2 separate regions of the Homo sapiens genome follow, and region 1 is linked to region 2. Evidence: read pairs that join two places in POLR2A ChIA-PET (ENCODE). Cell type or tissue: MCF 10A. All regions are shown on one strand. Each heading gives the region's core, and the rest is flanking DNA. Links, peaks and the distances in the headings are about the cores only. Region 1 overlaps MTHFD1L (methylenetetrahydrofolate dehydrogenase (NADP+ dependent) 1 like). Region 2 overlaps LOC102723831 (a long non-coding RNA gene).

Region 1 (5,383 bases), core at 255-5,254, 120 kb after region 2:
AGTTCTGGAGTTTGACTTTTAGAAAGATTAATATTTAAAATCAGTAATTAGGCCAGGCACAGTGGCCCACACTCGCAATCCCCACACTTTGGGAAGCCGAGGTGGGAGGATCGCTTGGGGCCAGGAGTTCAAGACCACCCTGGGCAACATAGAAAGACCCTGCCTGTACTTAGAAAGCTTCCCCCAGCCCCGACCCCAGGTATTACATTACTTCCATTTCATTCTTCATGTTTTCAGACAACGTCCTGCTCCGGTGCCCGGAAGACACGCGTGCCAGGCTTGGCTGAGTCCTGCAGCCCCAGCCATTTCTCTCCACGGTCATTCTCAGGCTTGCTGACCCATGTGAGCAGTTCCGGGCCAAATATCCACATCTCGTGTGATCCAGTGTAAGACAGAATGTCTTCTTTGGTAGCACCTTTTTCTTTTGTCTTGATTCTTTTATTTATCTATTTTCAAAGTAATAAATTGGTGCCCTGGCAACTCCAACAGTGACACTTCTGAGGGAGGCATTTAACATGTAGAAAATGTAGCTATAGATGTAGCCAGGCTCAAGGAAGGTTTCTGAGGAAGTGAATTTCTTGTATTTCGGGACCTCATTTATAACTTGTGTTTGTTAAGTTCTGACCATACTCCAGGCGCCATGCTAAGCACGTTGTATGCACCATATCTCATTTAATCCCAAGAACCCTGTGAGGTCAGGGTTATTGTTATTTACATTATCCCCATTTTGCTGATTAGAAAAATGAGAGATTTCCAAAATGATACAAATACAGTAACTACTCGAGCTTTTTTCTTAAAAATAACAGGCTTGCTACTCTTTCATGGCCAGCTAGAATACACAGATTTTTTGTACCTATCTGAAAAGTGTAAATGGTCACCATTATGCAATGAAGTAACCAATTTAGTCAAAGTAACATATTTAGTCAAAAATTAAAAAAAAATCAATCATAGTTATGTCAGAAATGTGCTTTGGTAACTCTCTAGTGGGTTGGCAAAATCCAATACAGACAATTGTGAAACAATGCCACTATTGATCAAGTAGCTGGTTTCTCTGTCACTTATATGCTTCATTTTTATTCATTACCAGAAAGATAAAAGAAAGGCCATGACTACAAGGGTATAAACTTATTTGTGGCCGGGCGCTGTGGCTCACGCCTGTAATCCCAGCACTTTGAGAGGCCGAGGTGGGCAGATCACGAGGTCAAGAAATCGAGACCATCCTGGCCAACATGGTGAAACTCCATCTCTACTAAAAATACACAAATTAGCTGGGCATGGTGGCAGGTGCCTGTAATCTCAGCTACTCGGGAGGTTGAGGCAGGAGAATCGCTTGAACCTGGGAGGCAGAGGTTGCAGTGAGCCGAGATGGCACCACTGCACTCCAGCCTGGGTGACAAGAGTGAGACTTCGTCTCAAAAAGAAAAAAAAAAAAATTGCATTTCATTCTTCGTATTTGGAGAACGATGGAGATTCTTCCCTGCCTTTCCTTATTTCACTGTAATGATCACACCTGAGCCTTTCAACAACACTATGAGACAAGTGAGTCGGGAGAGACTTGCCCATTCCCATCTACAGGTGCAGAAACAGCCTCCAGGCAGTCATGTGAGTTTCCCTGAGCCCATTAGGAAGGAGAACTGCAAGTGCAAAGGTTCTACTGGGGACCCAAAGTCTGAGGGGTAATGGGAACCAGATCAAGACTTTCAGGTGTGGGGCAAAGCATTATCGGGAGACAGGGGACTCTACCCTATACGAATTGCATCTTGCTGGGTGAGTTACTTCGCTCAGCCTTCACTTCTTTTGTTTTGTTTTTTTTGATTGTGATTGTCAAAGGTCAGCCCTCGTTCTTTATCTATAACTACAGCATGAGTATAACAATATATTATGGAGTCATTTCAAAATTCAAATGAGATGAAGGACCCTAGTTTAGAGTTTAATACACAGTACCCATTGTTGTTATTTTATTATAGAATTGATAATTGCCTGGATTAAAGGAGAGTTGTAAATTATTTAAGATAGAAATAGGAAAAGATAGCTTAAACCAAAAAAAAAATCTTCTATATCTAATTATGTATTTATTTTATGGGAAAAAAGGTTTCATTAGTATTATGAGATTGTTCCCTAATTTTTCTGGGTCTACAATTTTACAAGTCACGCTTTCTGTAGTTCTTATTTATGGCAATCAAATGTTAAGCTAAACCAATAGCCAAGACCTAAAGTATTTAAATGAACAGGGGTAGCTTGATTGAGGTCAGATAAGGCTGTAAGAGAGAAAGTTTCAGAAGCGTGACTATAAACTCAAAACAGGTGTGATTCTAAATGGCCCTTCAGTCCTTAGGAGATGAAAGACTACCAACTCTTGTGCAGCCCAAGAAGATGCTGGGAAGAGCTGAAGCACAAATTCCATTCCTCATGTGTCATATTCCCACCTAGAGTTTTTGCGACATACTCATTCATCAGCCGTTTGACCGACAGGTAGCACACCATGAAAATCTCCACTACGTGTGGAAAACAAATCAATTTAATAATATATTTTATTGTTTGGAAACTCAAAATTAAGTAATTAAATTCTGGTTTCTGAGAAGCTCATCCCTTGAAAATCAACTGTGATGTTGTGGGCTGGGTTTTATGTCAAGGTCCTACTGGCAAGGAAATCATCATTCGGTAGTCCCTTTAAGGAGAAGCTGGAGGAGATGGGAAGAGGAGGAAGCAGGAAGGAAGGGGTGGGGAGGATGGACAGTGCTTTCACTCAGCCGATCTGGTCTTTCTCTTCAAGCAGCTTGTTATCAAAGGCGCAGCTGCCTAGACCTTGCTTGCTGTGCCATGTCATTTAGCATTTCCCTTTTGCTTTCACCTCTCTCCCTCACAACTAGACCCTTGCCCCTCCGACCCTGGGAAAGCTCCTGCCCAGAGATAATAAGCTGTGTAGTAGAAAAACATAAGACAGGGAAATCATTATTATTTTTGAGACAGTCTCTGTCACCCAGGCTGGGGTGCAGTGGCAAGATCTCAGCTCACTGCAACCTCTGCCTCCCAGGTTCAAGTAATTCTCCTGCCTCAGCCTCCCAAGTAGCTGGGATTACTGGCGTGTGCCACCATGCCTGGCTATTTTTTTTTTTTTTTTTTTTTTTTTGCATTTTTAGTAGAGGCAGCGTTTCACCATGTTGGCCAGCCTGGTCTGGAACTCCTGACCTCAGGTGATCTGCGCACCGCAGCCTCCCAAAGTGCTGGAATTACAGGTGTGAGCCACTGCGCCCAGCCCAAGTCAGGAAAATTACATCCATCATTTAAACTTCCCCTTTATGGTTTTCTTGGGACAGTGGCAAAGGAAGAGTTTGGAGAAGGGGGAGTCACCTCATCAGTGCTCATCACTACCCTGAAACTCGGCTGGCCAAGACTGGCTGAAGTAGGAAAGAATTCAGGACTACCCTGTGACGTAATTAAACTATTTTAAATACCAGAGGCCTATATTGTTCTGTAATGTTTCTTAGGTGATCCACTCCAGATACCAGCTGAATGCTCAGGACTTCAGACTGGGTCTAGAAGTGGCTTACTGTATATAATGGACTGAACTGCATCCCCTCAAAACCCCTATATTGACATCCTAATCCCCCAATACGACTACATTTGGAGACAGGAAGTCGAGGCTGTAGGGAGCCATGATCGTGCCACTGCACTCCATCCTGGGTGACAGAGCAAGACCCCATCTCAAAACAAACACAAAAAACAACCCAAAAAGGTCATAAGCATGGGGCCCTAATCCAATAGGACTGAGTGTCCTTAAAAGAAGAGGAAGAGGTCACAGGGATGTTTGTGTACAGAGAAGACGACATACAGGGAAGACAGCTGTCTGCAAGCCAAGAAGAGAGGCCTCAGCAGAAACCAGCCCTGCCAGCACCCTGATCTTGGACTTCCCGCCTCCAGAACTGTGAGAAAATAAAATAAACTTCTGTTGTTGAAGCCACCCAGTCTATGGTCTTTTGTTACGGCAGCCCTAGCAGACTAATACACTTACTTATGTGGACATTTCCTTTCTTCTATGTATGTTTTCCTCCTGCTTTAGCACCTTCAATTCCTGGACCGAAAGACTCCTAACTATGCTACTTGCAAAGGCTTCTATACACAGAACACTCTTTTTCTAACTGCAAGGGCAGAGGCAGACAACAATGAAAGGACCAGGTGGGCACAGCTGTCCCTCCTCCTCTGCCCTCTCCTGGGTTTCTCCTCCATCCTCTCACTGGCTGCCCTGATACCCGCAACACTGCTGGGACTCCGCAGCTGCCCTTCTTCCTCTGGATTATGCCACAAGTATAAGTGGGAGAAAAAAACGTGGACCAAAAGTCCTCAAATCGTTCACAAATCACTTCTCTTTCGGTTTCTCATAAGCACATACACAGTATATTAAAAATACAGAGAAACACTATGAGACCAATAGGATTATTTTTTTCTTTTTTGGGCCAGAGTCTCACTCCGTCATCCAGGCTGGAGTGCAATGGCGCAATCTCGGCTCACTGAAATCTCCACCTCCCAGGTTCAAGCAATTCTCCTGCCTCAGCCTCCCGAGTGGCTGGGATTTATGGATGTGCACTACCACGCCCAGCTATTTTTTTTGTATTTTAAGTAGAGACGGGGTTTCACCACGTTGGCCAGGCTGGTCTTGAACTCCTGACCTTAGGTGAACCGCCTACCTCGGCTCTCCAAAGTCCTGGGATTACAGGTGTGAGCCACCACGCCTGGCCTAATTTCTTTTTTTTTAATTTAATTTTTACCAAAGTAAATCACGTGCTGGCTTAAGAGATCACACTGCTCTTTAGGGCTTACTATGCAACATGACTGTTCCCATGGCCAGGCGAAGTGGCTCACACCTGTAATCCCAGCACTTTGGGAGGCCGAGGTGGGCAGATCACATGAGGTCGGGAGTTTGAGACCAGCGTGACCAACATGGTGAAACTCCGTCTCTACTAAAAATACAAAATTAGCTGGGCGTGGTGGTGCATGCCTGTAATCCTAGCTACTTGAGAGGCTGAAGCAGGAGAATTGCTTGAATCCGGGGGGCGGAGGTTGCGGTGAGCCGAGATCACGCCATCGCACTCCAGCTGTGAGCCGAGATCATGCCATCGCACTCCAGCCTGGGCAACAAGAGTGAAACTCCATCTCAAAACAAAACAAACAAACAAACAAAAAACAAACAGAAAAACCTGTTCCCTGCCCCCCACTGCCCTGCCCCCAGTGGCATTCCCACTCCTGAAAGGCAGCCACTGTCAACACTCAGTGGTGTCTTTTTGCCTTTCGCTGCTGTCCTGGTCTTGCCGTTCAGATGTTACCCACTGGATTTCTAATATCAACAATGGGGACTTAGCTCCTTCATATCCTACTACCCCTACTC
Region 2 (5,383 bases), core at 251-5,250:
TACGAACTCTAGAATTAGTTGATTATGCATAACTTTTTTTTCAGACAGGGTCTTGCTCTGTCACACAGGCTGGAGTGCAGTGGCATGATCATAGCTCACTGCAACCACGAACTCTTGGGCTCAAGCAATCATCCCGCCTCAGCCTCCCGAGTGGCTAAGATTAAAGATGCGTGCCATCATAACCAGCTAATTTTTGTAAATGTTTTTGTAGAGATATAGGATCTCGCTGTGTTGTTTAGGTTGGTCTCAAACTTCTGGCCTCAAGTGATCCTCCTGCCTTGGCCTCAAAAGTGCTGGGATTATAGGCATGAGCCATCATGTCTGGGCCTATGCATGAAATTTTAAATTAATTGTGTGTGTGTGTGTGTGTGTGTGTGTGTTTTGAGACAGAGTCTCACTCTGTCACCCAGGGTGGAGTGCAGTGGCATGATCTCGGCTCACTGCAACCTCCACCTCCCGGGTTCAGGCAATTCTCCTGCCTCAGCTTCTGAGTAGCTGGAATTACAGGCATGCACCACCACATCTGGCTAGTTTTTGTGTTTTCAGTAGAGGCAGGGGTTTCAGCATGTTGGCCAGGTGGTCTCGAACTCCTGACTTCAAGGGATCCACCCACCTCGGCCTCCCAAAGTGCTGAGATTACAGGCATGAACCACCGCACCCGGCCTTTAAAATTTATTTTTATAAAACGATCCCAGTCTACAATTCTTTATTAACATTTATGATCCTACTTCTCCAGCAGGTTGGATTGGGCATACTTCTAACTTTTGCATCTTAGTTTGATTCTTTATTTGGTTAGCCTTCATTTAAACTAGCAATCTGCAATAGGGTGTTTTCTCTACCATGCTATGCACGTGGCCTGGCAGAGAGCTTTTCTGGTGCATTTTTGAAAAGGCCCATAACCTGGGAATACGGTCCCACTGCAAACACTAAGGAAAGAAGCAAACCACAAAGGGATCAAGGATTTCTCATGGAACATGTGCCCTGAACACCCTCTGGAAGTTTCTGTGATGTTTGCTGTCATGGCAATGGATTACTCTGGATTAGGCTGCTGCCCCGGGATTGTTCTGTTCACCTGCTTGCTGTTTTCATTTTTGTTAGCTTGCTGTTTAGACACTTAAGGTGGATTCCATTTTGTTATCCAGATGTTTCTATGCCCAGGGGCACTAGCATGCATTCTAATCACTGGGCATGTATTGCTCTTTAATAGTATGTAGAAAATTGAGAAAGCCTTGAGAGCTGGCCTGAAAAATTTATTAGTCCCTCACTAAAACTTCATCTTTAAAATCATGTCTCTGTGGTGTGATTGTACCTGGAAGAACTAGAACTCAACCACTCAATTATGAGCTCAAGAATGTATGAAATTGAACATGTTCAGAAATTAATCATTTTTCTCATCTCTTCTGTGAATGATATCTCAGCAGTCAAGTTATCTTTCACTGCTAGGGGATATTCAAAAGTAAGAATTTGGAAGATCTTACTAAAAGGCTTTAGACAGAACCTGGAAATAGATTCTCTGCATTTGTATGCAAGTTAATTTTTGAATTCTCTACATATGCTGAGGGAAAAGATTAGGATGTCTAGATGGGCCTGGATAGCAAAGTCAGGGCCTGATTTTTTTCTGGTTAGTGCCTTGGGGAGATTAAGTGTGGCTATCACTGAATAAAATTTAACCCAAATGCTGAAACTTTTAGAGGAAACTGGATACATCAAACAGGAACCTGTTCTAACATCAAATGAGTGACTTATTTTCTTGCTTAACCAGGGTAGGTAACACTAAGCTGGCTATCAATAGCCCCCTGTTTCTTAGGGAATTTCTAATACGGTGTGACCATGTTTATTCGTAGATGGGACAGAGCTGCTGATGGCATTCTAAGACAGAGTAGAAGTAAAACGAAGAAAGATGGGGCTTCTGGTACCTACAATTATTTTTTTCCTTTTAAAAGTTATAGTAATTTTTAAATTTTGGAAATTTAAAATTTTGGAAAATAAAAACTACAAGTACACTTATAGTAGACTTCCTTCCTTCCTTCCTTCCCTCCCTCCCTTCCTCCCATCTCTCCCTTCCTTTCTTTCTCTCTTTTCTTTTTCTTCCTTTCTTTCTTTTTTCTTTTTTCTTTTCTTTCCTTTCTTTCTTTCTTTCTCTTTTCTTTCTTCTTTCTTTCCTTTTCTTTTCTCTTTCTTTCTTTCTTTTCTTTCTTTCTCTCTTCCTTCCTTCCTTCCTTCCTTCCTTTCTTCCTTTCTTTCTTTCTTTTTCTCTTTCTCTCTTTTCAGGGTCCCACTCTGTGGCCTAAGCTGGAGTGCAGTGGCAGTATCAGGGCCCGCTACATCCTTGACCTCCTGGGCTCAAACAATCTCTCATCTCAGCCTCCCAAGTAGCTGGCACTATAGGTATGTACCACTGTGCCCAGACAATATGTGTGTGTGTGCATATATATATATATATATATATATATATATATATATACATATATATATATATATATATACATATATATATATATATATATATATATATTTTTTTTTTTTTTTTTTTTTTTTGTAGGGATGGAGGCCTCACTTTGTTGCCAGCTGGTCTCGAGCTCCTGGCTTCAGGTGATCCTCCCATCTCAGCCTCCCAAAATGCTGAGAGGGCAGCTGTGAGCCACTGTGACCAGCCAGCATGTCTTTTTTTGATCTGCCCAGTACCAACCCTCATTTGGGAATCGCTCTTTCTGTTCCTTTAACCTGATGATTCCTGTGGGAGCAGCTGTGCTCTGACATGGCCTGGCCCTGCCTAGGGCTGATTAGAGAAAAACAGTACCAATGATCCTCTTCTCTGGGATATTTGAACCTGATTCCAGGGGTGATTATCAATATCTGCAACAATCAGGGAGATCCGGGTACCCACCAATTAGGACAGACATTGGCTGAAAAACAATTGATATGGGTGCAGCAGTGCACGCAGGCTGAAGAGCACCCTTGTTTGAGAAGAAGGAACATAGGGATTCCCTCTTTGGGGGCAGAAGTTGGAAACTGTGCATTGGGGAGCCCTGTTTTCTTCCTGTAGACAAATCTCATTGTGGTGAATAGGAATGAGGCCAACGGCAAGATCTGGAGATGGAAGAAGCTCCTGAAGATGTTGAAACCCCTGGTCCCAGCTGTTCTGTGGGCCAGCTGGATTCCTGCCCTTCTATAGCTGTATTGCTCAATCCTTTCCTGGGATCTGGGAGAAAATAAATTTCATTTTTGGCCCAAGTTAGTTCAAGTTCAGATTCTTTTCCCCCATAACAGTAACAAAGAGTCCTAACTGATTCAACATTAAACTGTATTCTTTTTTTAAAAGCTTTTTTGTTTGTTTGTTTTAGAGATGGGGTCTTGCTCTGTTACCCAGGCTGGAGTACGGTGGCAGTATCACAGTTTACTGCAGCTGGAACTTCCGGGTGCAAGGGATCCTCCTTCCTTAGTTTCCCCAGTAGTTGGGACTACAGGCATGCACCGTAACCAGCTAAATGTTTTTACAAATTTTTTTGGAGACAAGGTTTTGGGATGTTGCTCAGGCTTGTCTCAAACTCCTGGCCTCAAGCAATCCTCCCATCTCAGCCTTCTGAGCAGTTGGGATCACAGGCATGAGCCACCTCGTCCTGCCCAATAAAGCTTTGTAAAAAAGCCAGGCACGGTGGCTCACACTTGTAATCCCAGCGCTTTGGGAGGCCAAAGTGGGAGAATTCCTTGAATCTAGGAGTTAGAAACCACCCTGGGCAAAACAATGAAACCCCTGTCTCTACTTTAAAGGAAAAAAAAAAAAGCTTAGTGGAGTATAATTGACAAATAGAAACTGTATATAATTAACAGGTGTAACTTGATGGTTTGATATGCGTGTACATTGTGAAATGATCATCACATCAAGCTAGTTAACATATCCATCACTTCACGTAGTTACCTCTGTGTGTGTGTAGGCGTGTGTGTGTGTGGTGAGAAGACAAGATCTACTCTCAGCAAATTTCAAGTATACAATACAGTGTTAACTATAGTCACCATGCCGTACATTAGATTCACAGAATTTATTCATCCTGCATAATGGAAACTTTGTACCCTTTGACCAACATTTCCCCACTTCCCCCATCCTCCAACCCCTGACAACCACCACTCTACTGTGTGCTTCTGTGAGTTCAACTATTTTAAAATCTACATAAGTGAGATCATGCACTATTTGTCTTTCTATGTCTGGCTTATTTTACTTAGCATAATGTCCTTCAGGTTCACCCACGTTGCAAGTGGCAGAATTTCCTTCTTTTTTTAAGGCTAAATAATAGTCCACTGAATATTACGTGTACATATATGTGTATATATATATGTATATATGTATATATATATATATATATATATATGCACATACGCACACACAGCCCTCATTTTCTTTTAAGGCTAAATAATAGTCCATTGAATATTACATATATATATATATGCACATACACACACACCCTTCATTTTCTTTTTGATTTCTTGAGGGTCTTGCTCTGTTGCCCAGTCTAGAGTGCAGTGGCATGACCACAGCTCACTGCAACGTCTAACTCCTGTGCTTAAGTGATCCTCCCGTTTCAGCCTCCCAAATAGCTAGGACTTTAGGCACATACCACCACGCTTAGCTAACTAAAAATTTTTTTTACTGTAGAGATTGGGGGAGATATGTTGCCCAGGCTGGTCTGCAGACAGAGGTAATTATACCTCTTCTTTTCTGATTTCAGTGGCTTTTATTTCTTTTTCTTGTCTAATTGTTCTGGTTAGGATTTCTAGTACTATGCTGAATAGAAGTGGTGTTAGTGGGCATTTGTAGCTAAGATAAGATATTAGAGAAAAACCTTTCAGTTTCTCCGTATTGATTACAATGTTAGCTATGGCCTTTCATATATTTTTTTTTTATTTTTGTGAACTGTTCATGGAAATACATATGTGATCTTTATTATGTTGAAGTATGTCCCCTCTATACTTATTTTGTTAAGAGCTTTTATCATGAATGGATGTTGAATTTTGTCGAATGCTATTTCTGCACCTATTGAAATGATGCAGTAGTTTTTGTAGATCATGTAGTTTTTATATTTCAATCTGTTTTTATAGTAGAACATGTAGTTTTTATAGTAGATCATGTAGTTTTTATATTTCAATCTGTTAATGTGGTATATCACATTGACTTGCATATGTTGAACCATCCTTGCATCCTAGGGATAAATCCCACTTGATTGTAGTGTATGATCCTTTTAATGTGCTGTTGAATTCAGTTTGCTAGTATTTTTTTGAGGAGTTTTGCATCTCTGTTCACCAGGTATATTGGCCTGTGGTTTTCTTCTTAGTGTTATTCTTTGTCTTTGATATTAAGGTGATGTGAACCTCATAAAATGGTCTTGGA

Evidence for each region. ChIA-PET counts read pairs that join two places held together with the same protein. Peaks named below come from ENCODE experiments on the same cell type or tissue, not always from the same donor. Only the 100,000 strongest peaks of a DNase experiment are listed, where the experiment ranks them.
Region 1: POLR2A ChIA-PET joins it to region 2 with 5 read pairs; 3 of 35 experiments call an interaction of 5 or more read pairs at or near these places.

What each region holds. Positions count from the first base shown.
Region 1 is chr6:151,079,246-151,084,628 of GRCh38, reverse strand. All of the region lies in intron 26 of MTHFD1L (methylenetetrahydrofolate dehydrogenase (NADP+ dependent) 1 like), which reads right to left. Among named protein-coding and RNA genes, the nearest start is that of MIR12131, 21 kb to the left of the region's middle. In MCF 10A, for the core only: no CTCF peak of the experiment used is centred there; a DNase peak (open chromatin) is centred at 2,418.
Region 2 is chr6:151,194,524-151,199,906 of GRCh38, reverse strand. LOC102723831 (a long non-coding RNA gene) reads left to right here. Exons shown (of 3, transcript NR_125868.1): 2 at 2,272-2,388; 3 at 2,543-3,234. Among named protein-coding and RNA genes, the nearest start is that of AKAP12, 43 kb to the left of the region's middle. In MCF 10A, for the core only: no CTCF peak of the experiment used is centred there; a DNase peak (open chromatin) is centred at 3,136.